Linked DNA regions of Homo sapiens: region 1 is linked to region 2. Evidence: chromatin loops called from intact Hi-C (ENCODE). Cell type or tissue: Caco-2. All regions are shown on one strand. Each heading gives the region's core, and the rest is flanking DNA. Links, peaks and the distances in the headings are about the cores only.

What was found. A loop is a pair of places that touch in the nucleus more often than their neighbours do. Peaks named below come from ENCODE experiments on the same cell type or tissue, not always from the same donor. Only the 100,000 strongest peaks of a DNase experiment are listed, where the experiment ranks them.
Region 1: a loop joins it to region 2, with 6 times the contacts of the local background. A loop is called at or near these places in 2 of 110 quality-filtered maps.

The regions. Positions count from the first base shown.
Region 1 is chr11:27,153,129-27,165,624 of GRCh38, forward strand. All of the region lies in intron 2 of BBOX1-AS1 (BBOX1 antisense RNA 1), which reads right to left. Among named protein-coding and RNA genes, the nearest start is that of BBOX1-AS1, 59 kb to the right of the region's middle. In Caco-2, for the core only: a CTCF peak has its summit at 5,830 (motif pointing left); a DNase peak (open chromatin) is centred at 5,813.
Region 2 is chr11:27,034,418-27,046,913 of GRCh38, forward strand. BBOX1 (gamma-butyrobetaine hydroxylase 1) reads left to right here and starts at 6,398. Exons shown (of 9, transcript NM_003986.3): 1 at 6,398-6,611; 2 at 6,799-7,061. In Caco-2, for the core only: no CTCF peak of the experiment used is centred there; no DNase peak of the experiment used is centred there.

The DNA of each region.
Region 1 (12,496 bases), core at 3,442-7,441, 120 kb after region 2:
AATTTGCTCAATGAATTTGCTCATGTCTAGTACTGTAACATTTTTGGCCAACCCTCAGCTCTTTCCTGCCTAAGCAGTTAGGGGCTTAAGCTGCTGAAACTTCCAAGAGGAAGTGGAGTTACAAGCTAGTCCTAAAGCAGCTGGCTCAATCACTCATTATTTTTAATGAAACCACAAGCCAGTGCCTGCCTCCAGCTCCTACCAGGAGCTGAAGAACTTCTTCAGTGTGGGCTCTCCTACAAGGACAAATCTGCTGAAGTAACAGGGAATGAACAGCTCTTGTGGTAAGCTGAGTAATGTCCCTCAAGGATATCCACATCCTTATCCCCTGAATCTGTGAATGTGTTGTCTTACATGGCCGAAAGGACTTTGCAGCTACAATAAAGTTAAGGATTTTCACATGGGGACAGTATCCCGTATAATCCAAACAGGCCCAATATAATCACAAAGGTCCTTATTAGAGTGATACAGGAGAGTCAAAGAGAAGCAAAGGTAAGAGGGGATGGGGTCAGGGGGGAGATTTGAAGATGCTGTATGGCTGGACTTGAAGGTGGAGAAGGAAGTCATGAGCCAAGGAATGTAAGTGGTCTCTAGAAGCTAAAAAAGGCAAGAAATATATTCTCCCCTAGAATCTCCAGAAGGAATGCACCCGGCTGATATCTTGATTTTAGCCCTTGTAAGACGCATTTCAGATATTTGACCTCCAGAACTACAGGATAATAAATCTGCGATAAGTGGTTACTGCAGCTAATAGAAAACTAACACAGTCCCTTGCCCCAAAACTGTCACAATTGAAGAGGCCTGCAAGCCTTTTGAGTCTTACGGTAGATGCCTTGACCTACCTGCACAAGCTTTGTGTTTGCAGCTCTCTTCCCAGAGGCAGCCTTGCAGAGATCCCCAGGCACCACCTGGGAGGCTGAGTGAAGCTGGGGCAGCCAGGATTGTTGCCCACTCTGTTCCTTTTTCCCCCTTCATGGGCCTTCTCCAGCTGCCCCATCAAATCCAGGCAAGGCTCTACAAGACTACCCTCCCCCACTTTCCACCTATGCCTCAACCTTAATTCACCCCAGGCCAGCAGAGCTGCATGTGTCTTTGTGAGAAATCACTGTTCTCAGGTACTTCTCCGTTGAGCAACTGGATATACCCAGACAGCCTAGGGAGTAAGTTCCCAGGGAGGTAAATGCCCACCTAGGACACATCAAACACACCTGTGTCAATTCCAAACTTTGAGTACAAAAAAAAAAAAAAAGGATTACTCAAGAAGGTGCTGATAAAACTTTAAATGTGTAGGTCTCCCAATCAGCATGTGCTGCCAAGAACACTTTCCTGTGGCTCCACCTCTCTCTACTCCCATCACTGAAATTGCACCTTTTTCATCAATGTAGGCCTTATTTCACAGATCTATAGGAAGAAGATTGGACTAGATAATTATTCTAAGGAATCATCTACTGCACCATGACCTGTGACCTAAATAGGCCTAAAAAACAGTTTTTCTTAATGGGTTTAAGCTGCTTTCCATTTTTTACCTCAGAGCACTGAGGGTCCTCTGCCCTAGAGTTCTTTCCATAGAGTTCTGCAAGGCCTGGTTTAGCCAGTTAGGCCAAAATTGTTTTCATGTGATGGGCTAAAACATAGAATTCCTAATATTGCTCAGTACACATTCTCTTTAACTGATTTGATTTTTATAAACCTAAACCTGTACCCACTTTTGTATCATTTTAGCTAGATTTATTCTTTGACTCTTTTATTCTTTTTGTGTTAACTTTTCTACTGTATTTTTTTTTTTTTTTTTTTTTTTTTTAGACACGGTCTTGCTCTGGCACTCAGGCTGGAGTGCAGTGGCATGAATTCTCAACCTCCTGGGATCAAGTGATCCTCCCACCTCAGCCTTCCAAGTAGCTGGAACTACACGTGCATGCCTCCACACAGAGCTAATTTTTTAAATTTTTTGCAGAGATGGGGTTTTGCCTCATTGCCCAGGCTGGTCTCGAACTCCTGGGCTCAAGCAATCTTCCCACCTCAGCCTCCCAAAGTGCTGGGATTACAGGTGTGAGCCACCACGCCTGGCCTTTTACTCTATTTTCATTGTTCTTAGTTTATTTTGCCTCCTTATGATTATTTATACTGCTTTCTTACCTCCATTCTTCTTAGGGCTTTATCAAGATTCCATTTTACTTGTTTTATCCTGTTTTTATACTAATTTTAGTTGCTTTAGCATTTTTAAATTTTTCTAACTAATTAATTTTTATTATATCTTTTCTGATTATTTAAATTACATAACTGGAAAGCATAAAGAGATAATCTGCAGGAATAGCCCATAACCCAAGCAAGAGAAGTAGAATGTTTTCTTCTTCAGAAAACCACCAATTTGTTCTCTTGGTAATTTCTAGACATTAGTAAGTATTATTAGTAGTCTGTGGATCGGGGACCTATAGCAAGTACAATTCGGAGTCTCTCTGAGCACCAGGGGCTTAAATCTCCCTGTGGTAAGCTAAGATGTTAGTAGGGGTTAGAATAAAGGGGAGTATAAGATAAAAGCTTAAGTACTTCCCCCATGTGTGGCCCAGGGAGCTCAAAGTCAGTAAAGAGCTCTTCTAAGCCTAATAAGGAAGGCTTCTTGGGAGAAGTGGGTCTTATTAAGACCTACTTCTTAATATTTCTTAATATTGTTAAATATATTTGCTGACCAACAAATTGTGCTTTTATTACAAGGTAATAAAAACTTCACTATATTGACCTAGAAAACAGATCAATTTAAAAAGTAAAATAGTTGTTTAACTATTTTTATTTTATTTTATTTACTTACTAATATTTAGAGATTGAGTCTCTCACTCCATCGCCCAAGCTCTTCTTGTTGAATTGATCCCTTTACCATTATGTAATGGCCTTGTCTCTTTTGATCTTTGTTGTTTTAAAGTCTGTTTTATCAGAGACTAGGATTGCAACCCCTACCTTTTTTTGTTTTCCATTTGCTGGTAGATCTTCCTCCATCCCTTTATTTTGAGCCTATTTGTGTCTCTGCACATGAGATGGGTCTCCTGAATACAGCATGCTGATGGATCTTGACTCTTTATCCAATTTGTCAGTCTGTGTCTTTTAATTGGAGCATTTAGCCCATTTACATTTAAGGTTAGTATTGTTATGTGTGAATTTGATCCTGTCATTATGATGTTAGCTGGTTATTTTGCTTGTTAGTTGATGCAGTTTCTTCCTAACATCGATGGTCTTTACAATTGTGCATGTTTTTGCAGTGGCTGGTACCGGTTGTTCCTTTCCATGTTTAGCGCTTCCTTCAGGAGCTCTTTTAGGGCAGGCCTGGTGGTGACAAAATCTCTCAGCATTTGCTTGTCTGTAAAGTATTTTATTTCTCCTTCACTTATGAAGCTTAGTTTGGCTGGATATGAAATTCTGGGTTGAAAATTCTTTTCTTTAAGAATGTTGAATATTGGGCCCCACTCTCTTCTGGCTTGTAGAGTTTCTGCCAAGAAATCAGCTGTTAGTCTGATGGGCTTCCCTTTGTGGGTAACCTGACCTTTCTCTCTGGCTACCCTTAACATTTTTTCCTTCATTTCAACTTTGGTGAATCTGACAATTATGTGTCTTGGAGTTGCTCTTCTTGAGGAGTATCTTTGTGGCATTCTCTGTATTTCCTGAATTTGAATGTTGGCCTGCCTTGCTAGATTGGGGAAGTTCTCCTGGATAATATCCTGCAGAGTGTTTTCCAACTTGGTTCCATTCTCCCCGTCACTTTCAGGTACACCAATCAGACGTAGATTTGGTCTCTTCACATAGTGCCATATTTCTTGGAGGCTTTGTTCATTTCTTTTTATTCTTTTTTCTCTAAACTTCTCTTCACACTTCATTTCATTCATTTCGTCTTCCATCGCTGATACCCTTTCTTCCAGTTGATCGCATTGGTTACTGAGGCTTGTGCATTCGTCACATAGTTCTTGTGCCATGGTTTTCAGCTCCATCAGGTCCTTTAAGGACTTCTCTGCATTGGTTATTCTAGTTATCCATTCATCTAATTTTTTTTCAAAGTTTTTAACTTCTTTGCCATTGGTTCGAACTTCCTCCTTTAGCTCGGAGTAGTTTGATCTTCTGAAGCCTTCCTCTTTCAACTCATCAAAGTCATTCTCAATCCAGCTTTGTTCCATTGCTGGTGAGGAGATGCGTTCCTTTGGAGGAGGAGAGGCCCTCTGATTTTTAGAGTTTCTGGTTTTTCTGCTCTGTTTTTTCCCCATCTTTGTGGTTTGATCTACCTTTGGTCTTTGATGATGGTGACGTACAGATGGGGTTTTGGTGTGGATGTCCTTTCTGTTTGTTAGTTTTCCTTCTAACAGTCAGGACCCTCAGCTGCAGGTCTGTTGGAGTTTACTGGAGGTCCACTTCAGACCCTGTTTTCCTGGGTATCAGCAGCGGTAGCTGCAGAACAGCGGATATTGGTGAACCGCAAATGCTGCTGCCTGATCATTCCTCTGGAAGTTTTGTCTCAGAGGAGTACCCGGCCGTATGAGGTGTCATTCCACCCCTACTGGGGGGTGCCTCCCAGTTAGGCTACTCGGGGGTCAGGGACCCACTTGAGGAGGCAGTCTGCCCATCTCTCAAGCTGCGTGCTGGGGGAACCACTACTCTCTTCAAAGCTCAGTTGGAAATGCAGAAATCACCCGTCTTCTGCATTGCTCATGCTGGGAGCTGTAGACTGGAGCTGTTCCTATTCGGCCATCTTGGCTCCCAAGCCATGATCACAAGTTCCAACAATAGGCTGTCTGCAAGCTGGAGGAGCAAGAAGAGCCAGTCCGAATCTTAAAACTGAAGAACTTGGAGTCTGATGTTCAAGTATTCCTGGAAGCATCCAGCACGAGAGAAAGATGTAGGTTGGGAAGCTAGGCCCATCTCCATTCTTGCTTTCTTATACACAAAATAAAAGAAAGTAAGCTCTGTGAATTGTTGATTGACTTGTATATCTCAAGTGTGAAGATTTATTTGATGAAAATGTTAAATATTTGTGAGTGTATAGCTTATGAGATGCAGCTATAATACGTTTAAACCAATGGAGTTTTATTGGCAGAGTAAACGTACACTTGCTTCTAATAATACTCACAATAAAAAATAAGGCCTGTCCCAAGTGCCTTAGCTATGGAGTAATCTGTATCAGTCAGAAAAACTTAACTCCACCCCCAGAAAAAGAGGTTAGCTACCTTCAGATTTGTCTCTGTTTATTTACTATGTAGACTCTAAATCCCATACTGGGGAGATTACCTGTGTTGTCAAGGTTTCCTTTCAAGAAACAACAAACTCTTCACAGGTCAGGTAGCACTTAAAGCTCATGAAATGGAGAATAAAGACAAAGTTGGCATTCTGGCATTCAGAAGGGAAAAGTCTTTAAAGAGTAAAAAACATTCCTATAGTTAGTTGTATAAGTGTACGGAACCATGGGGCATTGCATGACCCAATTTTGGGGCAATTCATGAGTAAGAAAGTGGAGAATTGACAAAGCGGTTAGAAAGGAGGCGTGTTCTACAACAAGACAAGATTACAGAGCCTTTTGGATAAATTAGGATTTCAGCTGGTGCCCCCAATTCACGTTTTTTTGTTTGGTTGGGTTTTTTGTTGTTGCTGTTTTTTGTTTTGTTTTGTTTTAGTAGAGATAGGGTTTCACCATGTTAGCCAGGATGGTTTCGATCTCCTGACCTCATGATCTGCCCACCTATGACTTCCCAAAGTGCTGGGATTACAGGCCTGAGCCACTGCTCCCGGCCTTCCAATTCACGTTTGGAAGAGGAAACTTGCAGATCGGAGTGACTCATTCTTCAAGTGTGTTCTTTAGGCAGGGCCTCCATCTAGTGGTTTGCCCTGGAAATTAACCCGCAGCCTTTATTAAATACACACTACTTCTTTTCACAAACTTTATGAAAATAGAAAATTAGAGCTCCCTCATGTAGCATGGCAGAGGAAAATTTCCCTCCTGAACTCATGAATTCTGTCCTTTCATTGCTTGCTAAGAAGTGCAGCATTCTTAACGTCTAGATTTTGTCATGCCCTCTCCATTCATGGAGTTTTCATACCCAGTGTATCTCTTTGCACATAGAAGAAAACTGTGATTTCTAACAACCAAAGAAACAAAACTGTGTGTGTCTATGTGTGTCTGTGTCTCTGTGTGTGTGTAGAGTGTGCTAAGAAAGAGCTCAGCTGTAGAATAGACAATAGCAATTGGTAAAGGTGTGGACATATCATAAGTATTAGTAAGAACAACAGGAGAATGGATGAATGTTAACTGGACAGTGAGATAAAAGCAGATGAACAAACTTGCAAGGGAGGAACAGCATGTCTCACCAGGAAGCAGAATGGGGCCAAAACAAGCTGAATCTCAGCTGGGACATACATAGTCACTGAATCAGTGACGTCAGATTTTCAGAGCTCTCCTGCTCCTATCTGTAACTTTGAACAAGTCCTTCTCCATGTGAGCTTCTGACATTTTATCACTGGATTTGTTTTTTTTTTTTTTTTTGGAAACGAAGTTTCACTCTTATTTCCCAGGCTGGAGTGCAATGGCATGATCTCGCCTCATTGCAACCTTCGCCTCCTCAGTTCAAGTGATTCTCCTGCCTCAGCCTCCTGAATAGCTGGGATTACAGGCACATGCCACCACACCCGGCTAATTTTCTGTACTTTTAGTAGAGACGGGATTTCACCATGTTGGCCAGGCTGGTCTCAAACTCCTGACCTCAGGTGACCACCCCCCTCGGCCTCCCAAAGTGCTGGGATTACAGGCGTGAGCCAGCGCACCTGACCTTATCACTGGATCTTAAAGCTGCTTTAGCCACATACCCCTTGGCAGGTCTGATAAGCAATATGGACCCTCTTCTCTCACTTACATTTAATTTTTTACACAATTTTTATGATTTAAGGACATCCCTGATTCCCAGTTTTACTATTTTGTAGAAAATAGGCCTGTGACAATTCTTAGCACTGGTGCAGTTTTTTCTTTTGTTTAATATTTCCTTATTTTCACTCTTAAACATTTTTCAGTCCCTTCTGTGTGTGCTCTCACATATTTTTCAGTGCCACTGACTCTGTTTTCCCCATCGTTGTTCATTTTTCCTTCTGTTTTCCGTTACTCATTTGTGTCATCTCTCTCCGTTTATGTGTTTTATTAGACATGTCGTCTTTCAGCCACACTAAGAGCAAACAGCCCACTTAAAGAAAATCTTTATGTCCCTCAAGACAGAATCAGAAAACATGACATGGGAAAGTAGATGAGTGATAGTGGGTAAGAAAGAAATTCTAAGAAGTCATGACAGTGAGAAATAAAGGAAGAAATGTACAGAAAGACACCAGATAAAGACCCTTCCAATTTAGGGCAGCACCTTTCAGCTTTTATGAATGTATGCCATATTTTCAAATGCTAGAAATCTTGGGAGCATATGTGAATGTGTGGAGGATTTTTTCCCCCAAAGATGCTCAGAACAATGACTCTCATCCCAGAGACTCTTGTTAAAATGCAACTTTGGCATTCTGCCCATCGAGAGATGGGTCTGTATCCCCTCCCCTTGAATCTGAGCAGTCTGTAACTCACTTGTAACAAATAGATTGCAGTGAAAGTAAATTCTAAAGTGAGGTCAGAAAGGGTGAGGGTCCCATGGAACACCTGCACTGGGGTCTTTGGTTCCCATGTGAGCACTCCAACTGCTCTGAGGCTGCCATGCTGTGAGGAAGCAAGCTAGTTTACATGAGGAGACGACATGGAGAAGCCCTGAGACTATCTGAAGAAGAGATATAAGTGAGAGATCTAGCTGTCCCCAGCTGCTCCATATCTCTACTGTTACAGCTGTAGCCACCAGCTCACTGAAACTTCATTAAAGACTCCAGAACCATCCAGCAGAGCCTTTCCCCAAATCACTAACCCACAGAAACCAAGAGAGATGATAAAACAATTGTTGTATTAAGCCAGTAAGTTCTGGAGTAATTTGTTACACAGCAATAGATAATTGGAATGAAAAGAAAGCATCGAAACAATTCTAAAGAAGTCAGGGATCATTAGAATGTAATCACCACTGCAGAATCATTGTGACTCACACTGCCTATAAAAACATCCTTGATTTCTTCCACAGACTGATTTCTTCCACAGACTCTCCTCAGCAACATTCCCTTCTGGGTATACTCAAGTTCCAGTAAACACTCTCATTCCGTGACTCTGGCTTGATATAACTATTCTATACCCTGCCCTGCAGTGCCTCCCTGACCAGCTCATCTCAATGTGTCATTTCACAGACACCAACATAATACAAAAGTATTTGGATCAAAATCTAGTGGCTCACCTAGTACCCAGATCTTGATGTCTAATACTATTTTTCAATAAAAGGAACCAGGGATCCTTGGAGAAATGGCTGATTCCAGAGCTGGGGCACAGAAAATACAAAGTGAGCCTGGAGCATCTTTCAATGCTAGAAAGTAAGGAGGTATTCAAAAAGCAAAAGGATGATAAAAGTATACACGAGTCAACCTGGAAAAGCACCTGATGGCCAAAGCTAAAATAATTTGAAGAACAAAATAATGTAGTATTAGGTTATTATCCAAAGTATAAATAAATATTTATCCATCTCCCTTTTATAGATAATATTTGGAAAACAATTATAGCTGATAACAATAATTACTTACATATATTACTATGTGGTAGGTCCTATTCTAAACACTTTGGATATATTAATTATTTTAAGGTAAATACTATTGTTATAATCATTTTACAGATGAGAAACACAAGGCTTGTCATGTCAAGGCACAAATCGAAAAGAATAACATTTGTACAGCACTTTGTAGGTCCTGGCAGGCATAAGAAACCATCTGTGGGGGCACTGGCCACCTCAGGCCCTATCTAGCCATCCAACAGTTGACTATACTAGTGAATTGTTTCAAGGCACACCAAGAAGCTCTGGTATAATTTTCTCAATGTACACAGCCTATAATTTAAACCTAGGTCTACCTGACACCACAATGTGACCTCTTGAGCTCTCTGCCCTATAACCAAAATACTAAATTCCAACACTGTGCTAATAATTATATTAAGATTATATGATCATACTGATTCAATGTAGAGTCTCAGAAGCTATACAAACTCTTTCAAGGCCCTGAAGAAAATGTAGCTATTAACCTATTGAATAAAAAGTAAAGTATCTGCCCAAGCAAGACACCCAGGACTAACCTGCTCAATGGAGAGACACAGAAAAACCTCTCAAGCAGAACACAGCTAACCTGAACTCTCTGTTCCCAGAACTTTAGCTGAGTCTCACTTCTAGGGGAAAAAAACACACACACACGGGAACAAGCTGATTTATTTTCCTTGACCTAGAACAAAAATCACAACATCTAGGGGTTTTTTGAGGTCAGAACAAACTCAATGTTCAGCCTCCACCCTCTTCCACCACAGGAACATTATTAGAAAAAAGGATAATGGCATTGTAAAAACAGAGCAGAGAGCAGACAGGGGAGGGGACAAGGGAGGGAGTGGAATATTCTTTGCAAACACCTGCTACGTGCTAAGAACTGCGCCAGACGCCATCTAGCATCACTTCATTGCTTTTCATAGCAACAGTTTGAGAAAAGTGTCATGAACTCCATTTTACATGTGAACCCAAGGTTTAGAGAGGTAAAATAATTTGCCTAAGATCAGCTAATCAATGATGAAGATAGTATTTGTGTCCAACTTGACTGGCTCCAAAGCCCATGTCTTGGATAGTTAAAGGGATAGGCAGACCCCTAAGCTCAAAGAAAGGCTAGGCCCTACAGATGGAGATCCAGAAAGGTCCTCATGATGCTGACAGAATGCAGGTCCCAAACTCCATGTTTGTTAAGTAGGGATAAATCTAAAAATAGAAATGAATGGCATATCCCTCTTAGTACAGGTAGGTATGACAGTGGGAAATGACTCAATAGGGGTATACTAGGGTGTCACAGAAGGCTGGATTACAGAGGCAGGCTTCCTGTCTCACAGAAGCAGAGAATGCCAGCCATAAGCTAACATTTATTGAGTGATGCTATAATCTAAGTGAGTCCCCCAAAATTCATGTGTTGGAAACTGAATCTTCAATGCAATACTGTTGAGAGGTGAGGCTTTTTGGAAGATGTTTAGGTCATGAGAGCTTCTCTCTCATTAATGGATTAATGCCACTATAAAAACGTTGCAGAAGTGGATCCTCTCTCTTCTGTTCTTCTGCCATGTGAGGACACAAGGTTCCTCTTCTCCAGAGGATGCAGCAACAAGGCACCATCTTAGAACCTGAGAATGAACCTACTGGTGCCTTGATCTTGGACTTCCCAACCTCCAGAACTATAAGAGATAAATTTCTGTTCTTTACAAATTATCCAGTGTCAGGTATTCTGTGATGGTAGCCCAAAATGGACTAAGACAGATACTTACAATATGCAAGATACTTTTCTTAATAAGTATTTTCTTATTTAATTCTTGCAGCAGCGCTATGAGGAAGACACAACTATTATCTCCAGTCTACAATGTGAAACTGAGAACTAAATTGCTTACCTAACTAATCTAATGTCCCTTAGAAAGTCAGGATAGAGCCAGGAACTCTGATTCCAGAACCTAAGTTCTTAACCATGAAGAGGAAAGAAACTAAATTCAAATACTAAGGTTCATACTATGTTATTCAGTCTAATTAGAGTATTAAGTTGTATTGCCATTACAATAATGAATTTCACTTTAGTAATGAATTTTATTAGCATTAATTTTTATTACCATAGTTTTGAATTTTATTATAACCCTTGGCTTAATATTTATAATATATTGCATGTATTATTTTAGTACTGGGTTTTATGGTGATGGTTATTATTGTCACAGTTCAGGATTTTATTATTGCTATGTTTAGTGTTTTAATAATTACTTTTGGTCAGGCACAGTGGTTCACGCCTGTAATCCCAGCACTTTGGGAGGCCGAGGCGGGTGGATCACGAGGTCAAGAGATCGAGACCATCCTGCCCAACATGGTGAAACCCTGTCTCTACTAAAAATACAAAAATTAGCAGAGTATGGTGGTGTGTGCCTGTAGTCCCAGCTACTCAGGCGGCTGAGGCAAGAGAATCGCTTGAGCCCGGGAGGCAGAGGTTGCAGTGAGCCGAGATTGCACCACTGTACTCCAGCCTGGTGACAGAGCAAGACCCTGTCTCAAAATAAATAAATAAATAAAATAACAATTACTTTTAAGGCCTACATAGAAGAGGGGGTGGTGGGGAATGACAATCATGGTATGAAACCAATCTCATGTTTGCATGTGTCAAATGAAGAATGGGTAAATGTAGTACTCTGTGGCCAATGCTGCAAATTAGATTACCCAACAAATATTAAAAAGCCCTTCTAATGTGTGTTCCTATACAATCGCTCCCAGAAAAGGCGGGAAACTACTTTTCCCACAGGCCTTTGCTGCTGGATACTCATGTGACTTATAGTCTGTGAGATCTTCTGGGCTTCTTCTGCGTAGCTATGATTAAGGTCCCGGCATCACAGGTAATAACAGGTGGACATCATTGGTGGTGGGATTTCATAATGCAGTTGAGGGTTTCTCCTTCCTGTGTTGTTCTATATTGTGGTATTAAAACAGGTTCCCTGGCCCTCATTTAAACTGAATAAACTGCTGGCGCTGTGGCTCACTTCTGTAATCCCAGCACTTTGGGAGGCCAAGGAGGGTGGATCACTTGAGGCCAAGAATTTGAGACCAGTCTGGCCAACATGGTGAAACCTGTCTCTACTAAAAATACAAAAATTAGCCAGGTGATGTGGCACACACCTGTAATCCCAGGTACTCGGGAGGCTGAGGCACAAGAATTGCTTAAACCCGGGAGGCAGAGGCTGCAGTGAGCCAAGATTGCATCACTGCACTCCAGCCTGGGTGATGGGGTGAGACTCCATCTCAAATAAATAATAATAATAAAATTAAAAATAAATAAATTAAATAAACTAAGTAATGTACTGTCATAAACCCCTGTTCTAGAGTGGATTCTGTTATTCACCACTAAGAATCTTGGCTAATATACCCTTCTATTGACTGACAGACTTTTTAAGTGGTAAAGAATATATAGAGGCTAGCAAGTCCAAACTATCTTCTAATGTGGGAGACCTTCTTATTAATCTTGATATTCAGCTTCACTTTTAGCTCTCCTAAGAGGATTCACTTTTGTTACTTGAAGCCCCTTGTAGCTCAAGATGCTTTCATATGGCATTTTCTAAAGTATCTTCCATGGAAACATGTTTGTATACACACACTTAAGATTCTGTGGTGGCCGGGCACAGTGGCTCACTCCTGTAATCCCAGCACTTTGGGAGGCCAAGGTGGGAGAATCACTTGAGCCCAGGAGTTCGAGACCAGCCTGGGCAGCATAGGGAGACCTCAGCTCTACAAAAAATAAAAATCAGCCCGGCATGGTGGTGCGCACCTGTGATCCCAACTATTTAGGAGGCTGAGGTGGGAGGATCGCCTGAGGCTGGGAG
Region 2 (12,496 bases), core at 4,450-8,449:
AGATATTTAGGACATGTACTCAGCACTGGATCAAATGAACCTGGTAGATATGTACAGAACTCTCCACCCAAAAGCAACAGAATATACATTCTTCTCATCACTTTATGGCACATAATCTAAAATCGACCACATAATCAAACACAAAACCCTCCTCAGCAAATGCAAAAGAATTGAAATCATAACAACCACTCTCTCAAACCACAGCACAAGCAATTAGAAATCAGAAAATCAGAAATTTGCTCAAAACTATACAATTACATGGAAATTGAGTAATCTGCTCCTGAACGAGTTTTGCGTAAATAATGAAAGTAAGGCAGAAATCAAGAAGTTCTGTGAAATTAATGAGAATAAAGATACAACATACCAGAATCTCTGGTATACAGCTAAGGTAGTGTTAAGAGGGAAATTAATAGCACTAAATACATCAAAAAGTTAGAAAGGTCTCAAGTTAAGAATCTAACATCACAACTAAAGAACCAAGAGCAAACTAACCTCAAAGCTAGCAGAAGACAGGAAATAACCAAAATCAGAGCTGAACTGAAGGAGACTGAGACACAAAAAAACATTAGAAACAACAACAACAAAAAAAACAGTGAATCAAGGAATTGGTTTCTTGAAAAAATTAATAAAATAGACCACTGGCTAGACTAACAAGAAAAGAGAAAAGATCCAAACAAACACAAATAGAAACAACAAAGGAGATATTACCACTGGGGGACTTCACAGAAACACAAATAACTATCAGAGAACATTATAAATACTCCTATGCACAAAAATTAGAAAAGCTAGAAAAATGGATATATTATTGGACACATACTCCATCCCAAGAAATTGGGAGGAAGGAAGAAATTGAGTCCCTGAACAGACCAATAACAATCTCTGAAATTGAATCATTATTAAATAGCCTACCAATCAAAAATAAAAAGCCAGAAGGATCCACAGCCAAATTCTACCAAATGTACAAAGAAGAGCTGGTACCATTCCTACTGAAGCGATTCAACAAAAAGTTTAAAAAATGAGGAGAAAGGACTCCTCCCTTACTCATTCTATGAAGCCAGTATCATACCTAAACCTGGCAGAGACATGACAAAAAAAAAAACCTTCAGGCCAATATCCTTGATGAACATCAGTGTAAAAATCCTCGCAAAATACTGGCAAACCAAATACAGCAACACATCAAAAAGCTTATTCACCACAATCAAGTAGGCTTTATCCCTGTAATTCAAGGTTGGTTCAACTTACACAAAACAATAAGTGTGATAAACTTAACAAAAGACAAAAACCACATGATTATCTCAATAGATGCAGAAAAGGCTTTTGATAAAATTCAACACACCATCATGTTTATAAACTCTCAATAATCTAAGTATGGAAGGAACATACCTCAAAATAATAAGAGCCATCTATGAAAACCACAGCCAACATCATATTGAATAGGCAAATTTGGAAACATTTCCCTTGAAATCTGGCATAAGACGTGTGTGCCCTCTCTCACCACTCCTATTCATAGTACTGGAAATCCTGGCCAGGGCAATCAGGCAACAGAAAGAAATAAAGGTATCTATACAGAAAGAGAAGAAGTCAAACTATCCTTTTTGCAGACAACATAATCTTATATCTAGAAAACTTCATAGTCTCAGCCCAAAAGCTCTTTAAGCTGATAAATAACTTCAGCAAAATCTCAGGATAAAAATAATCAGTATACCAAAATCACTAGCACTCCTATACATCAACAACAGTCAAGCTGAGAGCCAAATCAGAAACTCGATTCTATTCACAATTGCCACAAAAAGAAAAAAATACCTATGAATACAGCTAAAAGATATCTGCAAGGAGAACTACAAAACACTGCTCAAAGAAATCAGAGATGAAACAAATGAAAAAACATTCCATGCTCATGAAGAAAAACAATAAATGTCATTAAGATAGCCATAATGTCCAAAGCAATTAATAGATTCAGTGCTGTGCCTATCAAACTATTAATGGCATTCTTCACAGAACTATAGAAAATACTTTAAAATTCATATGAACCAAAAAACAGCCCTAACAGCCACGAATATCCTAAGCAAGAAGAATTGAGGAGAAGGAACTCCCTCTTCTCCAAAGCTGGAGGCATCATGCTACACAACTTTAAACTATACTATAGGGCAGCAGTAACCAAAACAGCATGGTACCAGTACAAAAACAGACAAATAGACCAGTGGAACAGAATAAAAGCCCAGAAATAAAGTGGTACACCTACAACTAGCTGATCTTCAACAAAGCTGACAAAAATAAGCAATAGGAAAAGGATTCCCTATTCAATAAATGGTGCTGGGATAACTAGCTAGCCATAAGCAGAAGATTGGAAACAATAGGAAAAGGTCTCCCTATTCAATAAATAGTGCTGGGATAACTAGCTAGTCATAAGCACAAGATTGAAAATGGATGCCTTCTTTACACCTTATACAAAAATTAACTCAAGATTAAAGACAAAAATTTAAAACTCAAGACTATAAAAACCCTGGAAGACAACCTAGGCAATACCATTCTGAACATAGGAATGGGCAAAGATTTCATGCTGAAGATGCCAAAAGCAATTACAACGAAAGCAAAAATTACAAATGGGATCTAATTAAACTAAAAAGCTTCTGGACAGCAATAGAAACTATTAACAGAGTAAACAGACAACCTATACAAATGAGAGAAAATATTTGCAAACTATGCATCTGACAAAGGTCTAATACCCAGCTTCCATAAGAAAACTTAAGCAAATTTATAAGAAAAAGCAAACTACATTAAAAAGTAGGCAAATGACATGAACACTTTTCATAAGAAGACATACATGCAGCCAAAAAGCATATGAAAAAAAGCTCAACATCACTGATCATTAGAGAAATGCAAATCAAAACCACAATGAGATATCATTTCACATCCAGTCAGAATGGCTATTGTTAAAAAGTTAAAAAAAAAAAAAAAACAGATGCTGGTGAGGTTACGGAGAAAAAGGAATGCTTATGTACTGTTGGTGGGAGTGTAAATTAGTTCAACCATAGTGCAAAACAGTTTGGTGATTCCTTAAAGACCTCAAAACAGAAATGCCATTCAACTCAGCAATCTCATTACTGAGTATATACCCAAAGGAATAATTCTATCATAAAGACAAATGCAAGCATATGTTCATTGCAGCACTATTCACATAGAAAAGACATGGAATCAACCGAAATGCCCATCAATGGTAGACTGGATAAAGAAAATGTGATACATATACACCATGGGATACTATGCAGCCATAAAAAAGGATGAGATCATATTCTTTGCAGGGACATGGCTGGAGCTGGAGGCCATTACCCTTAGCAAACTGATACAGGATAGAAAACCGAATATTGCATGTTCTCACTTATAAATGAGGGTTAAAAGATGAGAACACATGGATACACAGAAGAGAACAACAGGCACTGCATCCTATTGCAAGGTAGAGAATGGGAGGAGAGAGGGGATCAGGAAAAATAACTAATGGGTATTAGATCTAATACCTGAGTAACAAAATAATCTGTACAACAAACCCCCATGACATGAGTTTACCTATATAACAAAGCTGCATCTGTAACCTTGAACTTAAAGTAAAAAAAATTAAGGTATAGTTGGCAGGTAAAAATTATATACATTTATGGTGTACAACTTGATGTTTTAATGTATGTATATACTGTGAAATCATGAAATCAAGCTAATTAACATATCCATCACCTCATATACTTATCATTCTATGTTGTGAGGACATTTACTATCTAGCCTCTTAGCCATTTTCAAGTATATGAGATATTATTACTAACTGTAGCACAGTAGGTCTCCTGAACTTATTAATCCTATATGACTAAATTTTTGTACCTTTTGGCCATCATCTAGCCACTCCCCTGTCCTCACTCTCATGCCCTGACAACCACCATACTACTCTATGCTTCTATGAGTTTGACTTTTTTAGTTGCCACTTCTAAGTGAAATCATGCAGTGCTCATATTTCTGTGCCTGCCTTAATTCACTTAGTACGTGTCTTGCAAGCTCATCCATGTTGTCACAAATGATAAGATTTCCTTCTTTTTCAGGGCTGAATAGAATTCCATTACATACACACAAACACACACACACACACACACAGAGACACACACATAATATATTTTCTTTATCCATTCATCGATCGATGAGCCCAGGTTGATTCCCCTTATTGATTATTGTGAACAATGCTGTAATGACATTGGTCTAGGCAGTGGTTTTTTGTATATGACCCCAAACACAGGCAACAAAAGTACAAATAAATGAGGTGGCATCAAAACAAAAAGCTTTTGCACAACCAAAGCAACAGTCAACAGGGTAAAAAGATAATCTATGGAATGGGAAAAAATATTTGTAAACTATCCATCTGACAAGGAGTATCCAAAATATATAAGAAACACTCAACAGCAAACAACTCAATAGAAAAAAAATCTGATTAAAAAATAGACAAAGTATCTGAATAGACATTTCTCAAAAGAAGACATACAAATGTCCAACAGATATATAAAAAAAAATGGTCAAATCACTAATCATCATGGAAATGTAAATTAAAACGCAAACTACAATGAGAAACTACCTTACACTGTTGGAATGGCTTTCATCAAAAAGACAACAGATGAGTATTGAAGAGAATGTAGAGAAAAAGGAATCTTTGTATACTAATATGGTTTGGCTCTGTGTCCCCACCCAAATCTCATCTCAAATTGTAATCCCCATAATCCCCACATGTCAAGGGAAGGATCTGGTGGTGGGTGATTGGATCATGGGAGTGGTTTCCCCCATACTGTTCTTGTCATAGTGAGTGAGTTCTCACGAGATGTGATGCTTTTATAAGGGGCTCTTCCTTCATTCATTTGCTCTCTCTTGCCTGCCACCATGTAAGATGTGCCTTTGCTTCTCTCTTGCCTTCTTCCATGATTGTAAGTTTCCTGAGGCCTCCCCAGACATGCAGAACGATGAGTCAGTAAACTTGATAAATTACCCAGTCAGGTATGTCTTTATAGCAGTGTGAGAATAGAATAATACATACACTGTTGCTGGAAATGTAAATTGGTACAACCGTTATGGAAAACAGTATGGTGGTTCCTCAGAAAATTGAAAATAGAGCTCTCATATAATCCTGCAATCCTACCTCTGGATATATATCCAGAGGATATAGAATAAGTATGTCAAAGAGATAGCTGCACTCCCATGTTCATTTAAGAAGCTTCTTACAGTGGAGAGCAGAGTTTTGATTATTTACCTGTTTCTGAGAATCAATTCTTTATGTGCAAGTCTTTAAACTTTATTAACAGATTTACTTGTCGGTTTATTTATTGTTTGTTCTATTTAATCATTCCATTAGAAACTATTTATATCTGGCACATTCTTGTCAGCAACTTTCTTAAAGCTGAAACAGAATTTACCTAATTTATTCCAGTAATTGTTACTAAAGTACAAAGTGTAAAGGAAAAATTCATTGTGTATATTTCTGTGATGTCATGAATTATTAAAATATAATTATCTGATTGCTTTTGGCATACTTATAACTTCAGTTACCGTGGGTTTAAGATGCTGGTCACATTTATGACGGCACCCACATATACACACCCTCCTCTCATACATGGAAAACAAAACCTGCTGTTGTTTTCACTGGCCAGTGGGTGTCAGTAATTTGACCTGGAGACTTGGGGGAAGAAAGGAGGAAAGTGGAAAAGAGGTTCCTTTCTTCAGATGCAGGGAAACAGTTTAAATTTTATTGTTAAAGGATCTGAAAAAACATCGTTTAGGGAGGGGATGCTGACATTCTGGAAGGGGAGATTTCCCATAAAGGAGGCCACCAGACAGTTGGGCTGCATTTTCTCTCTGTGTGGCTACCTCTTGTTCTTTTTTGACTGAGTCTCACTCACAGCCCTGCGAATCCTTCGGGCAAGAAGCAACAAGTTGCAGGCTGCTTCTACATCTGCCTAGGAAGAGGGTGTTAGGTGGGAGGAGGGCAGATGACTCAAGCGTCTCTCTCCTGGACCTTAGTTTCCACCTGTAGACTTTCTTTTAATGTAATCTAGACTCTGTTAGGACCTAGGACCTGAGACCAGTCCAACAGGGTCTCCCCCACACTGGGCACTCTCCAAGAGTATGCCTGGCAGTCAGGCTCTGAATGCTGGCATGCTGCCTATTCTGGCCTTTCCCTTTTGTTGCCCTAAGGGCTGTGTGTTGTGAATCAAATCACTGGGCAACCAAGTACCTTCAAAAACAGCCCCAAGCTCTCTGGAAACTACTTCCTATTCCAGCCAAAATTGCAGAGAAAGGAGGGCATCAAGCTTAGGGGACCAATCCCTGTCTTTCTACCAGTCCCTGATAACTACTCAAGCTCCCTTTAAAGAGGCTCATATTGGAATACTCTGTTGACAAGTAGATACCACTTCACCTCTGCTAGGGTGAGCGCTGGTAGCTCCTCCCTGTTAAATGCCCATCTCAATGCCTCTGCCCTAAGTGAGTTGTGCAATAAATGAGCTGTCACTCTGAACAGGTGGGAAAGAAGTGAACTGCTTGTTCACTTGCTGCTGTTGCCACTGCTGGTACAGAAATAGAAGGTAAGACAGGTGAGAACTGCTTTTCCTTCTATCAAGAAAGATTCCAAACTGAGGCAATGCTTTGCATTGAGTCCTGGGGTTTTGTGGTTTTGGGAACCAACAGTACTCAAAGTATTTTCTCTTGCTAACTGCTTCCCCTCTAGGCCATAAAGCCTCTTTTCTTTCTTTTTTTTTTTTTTTTTTAAAAAAAACACAGCACAAAAAAACAAAGACAAAAAACCTCCAAGCTCCCTTCAGTAGTTGCTACACCTTCAGATTGAGACATCCTTCCTCATTTACAAACCTCAGCTGTGTCTGGGGGCAGGGCCACAGTGAAACTGCCAGGAGCAAAAAGGCTTCCAAGAAAAAGTACCACATCAGATTGGAAACTGGGGACAGATCATTCCTGGGATGTGACGGGCACCAGAATGCTCCCTCTCCAAAGGATCTAAGGACCAAAGCTGACAGTTTCTTTACTTGGTAAGTTTTGGGTGGTTTGCTGTGTAAAGCATATCTGAGAACAGGTATGATTGAGCTCATCTTCCTTTTCTCCTTATTGCAAGGGTTTGTGAATTCAAGTCTGTGGACTGAGGTGGTGGGGAGCATCCAATTAGAACTCCATTCACATGTAGCTCACAGTCATGTGGGCTGTGCTGGGGATGGTCCATCAAGCATTTAGAATAGGCTTGGTTTTGGAATGCAGTGGATCTGATTGCTTCTTGGCAGCTTCTCTTTCCCAATTATGTTTGGCTTAGTCTGATAGTCAAATTACTTTATAATCCCTAAGCTGATCCAGAAAGTAAACAGAAGAGACAGAGAGAACGCTGTCTAAAAAGAGACTGGGGATGGGGCAAGGAGGATTCTGGTTGGATTTTCAAAATGTTCCCTGAATAATCCACAACCCATCCCAAAGAATGGTGACTGCATATGATACCCTAGCTCTTTGTTAAGCTCAAAAAGCTGACTATAACATGCCTCTTTAAAATGCTGGCCAATTAAAGCCACTATGCACATCTTCAATTGTTTTGTTCCCTTAACGAAGCTCAAGAAGGTATATTACAGGTATGGATTTGATTAAAAACGTAAGGTTTCTCATAATGAATATATGTTCTGGTTTAAATAATTTAGAAATTTTCCTAAAATCTAAACCCAGTACTTTGCATTACATCAGAAAACAAAGCCTTGATAATTTGATTTCCAATCTGAAAATGGTGATTCCACTAAAGTGAAGCTAAAGTTTTCCTTTGTATAATTTACAAATGAAGTGTTTGCATGAAATTTAATGCCTTAAGCAAGACAGGCAGAATTGTGAACCTATTTTAGAGAATGCACTGGTTTTTCTAATGGCATTATTTTTGTTGTTATTGTTGCTGAGATGGGGTCTTGCTCTGTCATCCAGGCTGGAATGCAGTGATGCAATCACAGCCCACTGTAATCTCAAACTCTTGGGTTCAAGCGATTCTCCTGTCTTAACCTCCCAAGTAACTCAGAGTATGTGTATGCACCACCATGCCTGCCTAATTTTCTTTTGTAGATATGGGGGTCTCACTATATTGTCCAGGCTGGTCTCAAATTCCTGGCCTCAAACAATCCTTCTGCTCCGGCCTCCCAAAGTGCTGGGATTACAGGCCACTGTACCTGGCTTCTAATTGCTTTATAGAATTCATTATTCACATGAGAATATATTCACAAATTGTTAAGTATCTCAGCCACTTATTAAACCAAGTTTAAAAATAATAATAATAACCATTTTATAATTTTAAAAAGATTTCAAGTTGAAGAACCTTAGGTAGCAGGTGTCTTGAGTAGAGTATGTATGTACTCAAATGATGTCAAACTGCAGGCACTACAAATATTGTCTGGTCAACCTCCACCTTACCAAGTAAAAATTAATTGATTTTGTTATTTAAAGGTTAAAATATAAAATAATAACAATGTAGTTAAGCCTTCATGGTGTAATGTCTAGAAAACTTCTTGCCCTTTCTCTCCAAAGCTGAAATGCCAGATGGTGAGGTTAATTAACACACAACAATCTTGAGATTTAGCTACTAATTTTTTATTTTTATTTATTTATTTTTTTTTTGAGACGGAGTCTCACTCTGTCGCCCAGGCTGGAGTGCAGTGGCGCGATCTCGGCTCACTGCAAGCTCCGCCTCCCGGGTTCACGCCATTCTCCTGCCTCAGCCTCCTGAGTAGCTGGGACTACAGGCGCCCGCCACCACGCCCGGCTAACTTTTTGTATTTTTAGTAGAGACGGGGTTTCACCGTGTTAGCCAAGGTGGTCTCGATTTCCTGACCTCGTGATCCACCCACCTCAGCCTCCCAAAGTGCTGGGATTACAGGCATGAGCCACCACACCCTGTCCTAATTTTTTTTAAGTTATACTTTTAAGTGCTGGGGTACATGTGCAGAATGTGCACGTTTGGGGTACATGTGCAGAATGTGCAGGTTTGGGGTACACGTGCAGAATGTGCAGGTATACACATGCCATGGTGGTTTGCTGCACCTATCAACGCGTCATCTACATTGAATACCCTTTATTTCTTTCTCTTGACTAATTGCCCTAGCATTTCTCCTAATGGTATCCCTCCCCTAGCCCCCTACCCCGCCACAGGCCCTGGTATGTGATGTTCCCCTCCCTGTGTCCATGTGTTCTCATTGTTCAAGTCCCACTTATGAGTGAGAACATGCAGTATTTGGTCTTCTGTTCTTGTGATAGTTTGCTGAGAATGATGGCTTCCAGCTTCCTCCATGTCCCTGCGGAGGACATGAACTCATCCTTTTTTATGGCTGCATAGTATTCCATGGTGTATATATGCCACATTTTCTTTATCCAGTCTATCATTGATGAGCATTTGAGTTGGTTCCAAGTCTTTGCCATTGTGAACAGTGCTGTAATAAACATACATGTGCACGTGTCTTTATAGTAGAATGATTTATAATCCTTTGGGTGTATACGCAGTAATGGGATTGCTGGGTCAAATGGTATTCCTGGTTCTAGATCCTTGAGGAATTGCCACACTGTCTTCCACAATGTTTGAACTACTTTATATTCCCACCAACAGTGTAAAAGTGTTCCTATTTCTCCACATCCTCTCTAGCATCTGTTGTTTCCTGACTTTTTAATGATCACCATTCTAACTGACATGAGATGGTATCTCATTGTGGTTTTGATTTGCATTTGTCTAATGACTAGTGACGATGAGCTTTTCTTCATATGTTTGTTGGCTGCATAAATGTCTTCTTTTGAGAAGTGTCTGTTCATATCTTTTGCCCATTTTTGATGGGTTTTTTTTTCTTGTAAATTTGTTGAAGTTCTTTGTAGATTCTGGATATTAGACCTTTGTCAGATGGATAGATTGCAAAAATTTTCTCCCATTCGGTAGGTTGTCTATTCACTCTGATGATAGTTCTGCTGTGCAGAAGCTCTTTAGTTTAATTAGATCCAGTTTGTCAATTTGGGCTTTTGTTGCCCTTGCTTTTGGTGTTTTAGTCATGAAGTCTTTGCCCATGCTTATGTCCTGAATGATATTGCCTAGGTTTTCTTCTAGGGTTTTTATGGTTTTAGGTCTTGCGTTTAAGTCTTTAATCCATCTTTAGTTAATTTTTGGATAAGGTGTAAGGAATGGATCCAGTTTCAGCTTTCTACATATGGCTAGCCAGTTTTCCCAACACCATTTATTAAATAGGAAATCCTTTCCCCATTGCTTGTTTTTGTCAGGTTTGTCAAAGATCAGATGGTTATAGATGTATGGCATTATTTCTGAGGCCTCTGTTTTGTTCCATTGGTCTATCTGTTTTTGCACCAGTACCATGCTGTTTTGGTTACTGTGGCCTTGTAGTATAGTCTGAAGTCAGGTAGCATGATGCCTCCAGCTTTGTCTTTTTGCTTAGGATTGTCTTGGCTATGTGGGCTCTTTTTTGGTTCCACATGAACTTTAAAGTAGTTTTTTCCAATTCTGTGAAGAAAGTCAATTATAGCTTGATGGGGATAGCATTGAATCTATAAATTACCTTGGGCAGTATGGCCATTTTCACGATATTGATTCTTCCTATCTATAAGCATGGAATGTTTTTCCATTGTTTGTGTCCTCTCTTATTTCCTTGAGCAATGGTTTGTAGTTCTCCTTGAAAAGGTCCTTCACATCCCTTCTAACTTGGATTCCTAGATATTTTATTCTCTTTGAAGCAATTGTGAATGGGAGTTCACTCATGATTTGGCTCTCTGTTTGTCTGTTATTGGTGTATAGGAATGCTTGTGATTTTTGCACATTGATTTTGTATCCCGAGACTTTGCTGAAGTTGCTTATCAGCTTAAGGAGATTTTGGGCTGAGAAGATGGGGTTTTCTAAATGTACAATTCATGTCATCTGCAAACAAAGACAATTTGACTTCTTCTTTTCCTAATTGAATACGCTTTATTTCTTTCTCTTGACTGATCACCCTGGCCAGAACTTCCAATACTATGTTGAATAGTAGTTGTGTCAGAGGGCATCCTTGTCTTGTGCCAGTTTTCAAAGAGAATGTTTCCAGTTTTTGCCCATTCAGTATGATATTGGCTGTGGGTTTGTCATAAGTAACTCTTATTATTTTGATATATATTCCTTCAATACCTAGTTTATTGAGAGTTTTTAGCATGAAGGGCTGTTGAATTTTATCGAAGCATCATACTTCTCCTGAGAAAGAGATGAAAATTAACAGATACTGACGTTTGCTAACATAGGTCTATGCTGGTCTTGTTTTCCATTTACTAAAAACACTCAAGAAATAACAGCCTTTTATTCTGAGGGATAAGTAATTTAGTAGATAAATCAGCCTTCTCAGGTACATATTAATCTACTACAATTTTAATTTTATGTATAATAACTATAAAGTTTCTGCATCTGCTTCCTGTGAATTCCCTCCAAAGCCTATGATTGAAATTAGTTGTAAGTAATGTTTGAAGAACTTTTGCAATTTCTTTTATGAGAACTTGAAGAGTATCACTTAATACATATAAACTTAGCTGGCAAATCCAGGTTTGGGGCAACCTTTCTCACTAATGAGCAGTGTGAGCCTGGACAAATCACACCCAACATTTCTGAGCTTCCATTTTCCCTGCATGTCTGATGAGGGCCCTGTGACCCAACAATAGCACAGGCTGTTTCTTTCTGGCTCTAAAAGCTCTAGCTCTAAGTTACTTTTATTTCCAAGATCAATGCATAAAATAAATTTCAGAGCTACTTTCTTGATTTTCCAAACAGTGCTGAAGAATCAGGAGACAAACTTGAATTTGTAATATTAAGAAAAAGAAAAAAAAGGAGAAAACCCACACCCATCACTGAAGTAATTTCAAAAACAAGCAATTTACTTGTGCCCAACAGAAGTCCCAGACAAACTTCTATTACTCTGAAGAGAAAAAATATGGTAGGTGAATAAATTAGGAGGGAAACACACCACAGACACACACACACACACACACACTACACACATGTATTAATATGAAGTAAAAGAAACCTATCCCATCAGATAAGAATATGCCAAAAATCCAAAGGCTGTTTTTCAGAACAGGTGAAACTACTGTTTCCCACCAAAACCAATCTGATATTTCATAAACTAAATTACAATTGTAAGAAGAAAAATAAGTGTAAAATAAGAATTTTTGTTTTATAGGTGTTCTTTAATTTGTCAAAGACATCCCACTGATAAAAATTCATCCTATATAGCTAGGAGCTATATATAGGAGCTATATCTAAATTTTTCTTTTCTTCAGAGAAACAGAGTAGCTTATCATCTAACTAAATTGCTATGGTGCTTCAACTGAGCTCAATTCTAACAAGTCAAGTTGGTTAAATTACAAAAACAGATTTCAACAAATCATGTTAACATACAAGCTATAATTTTCAGAAAGCATTTGCTTTTAAACACTGATGATC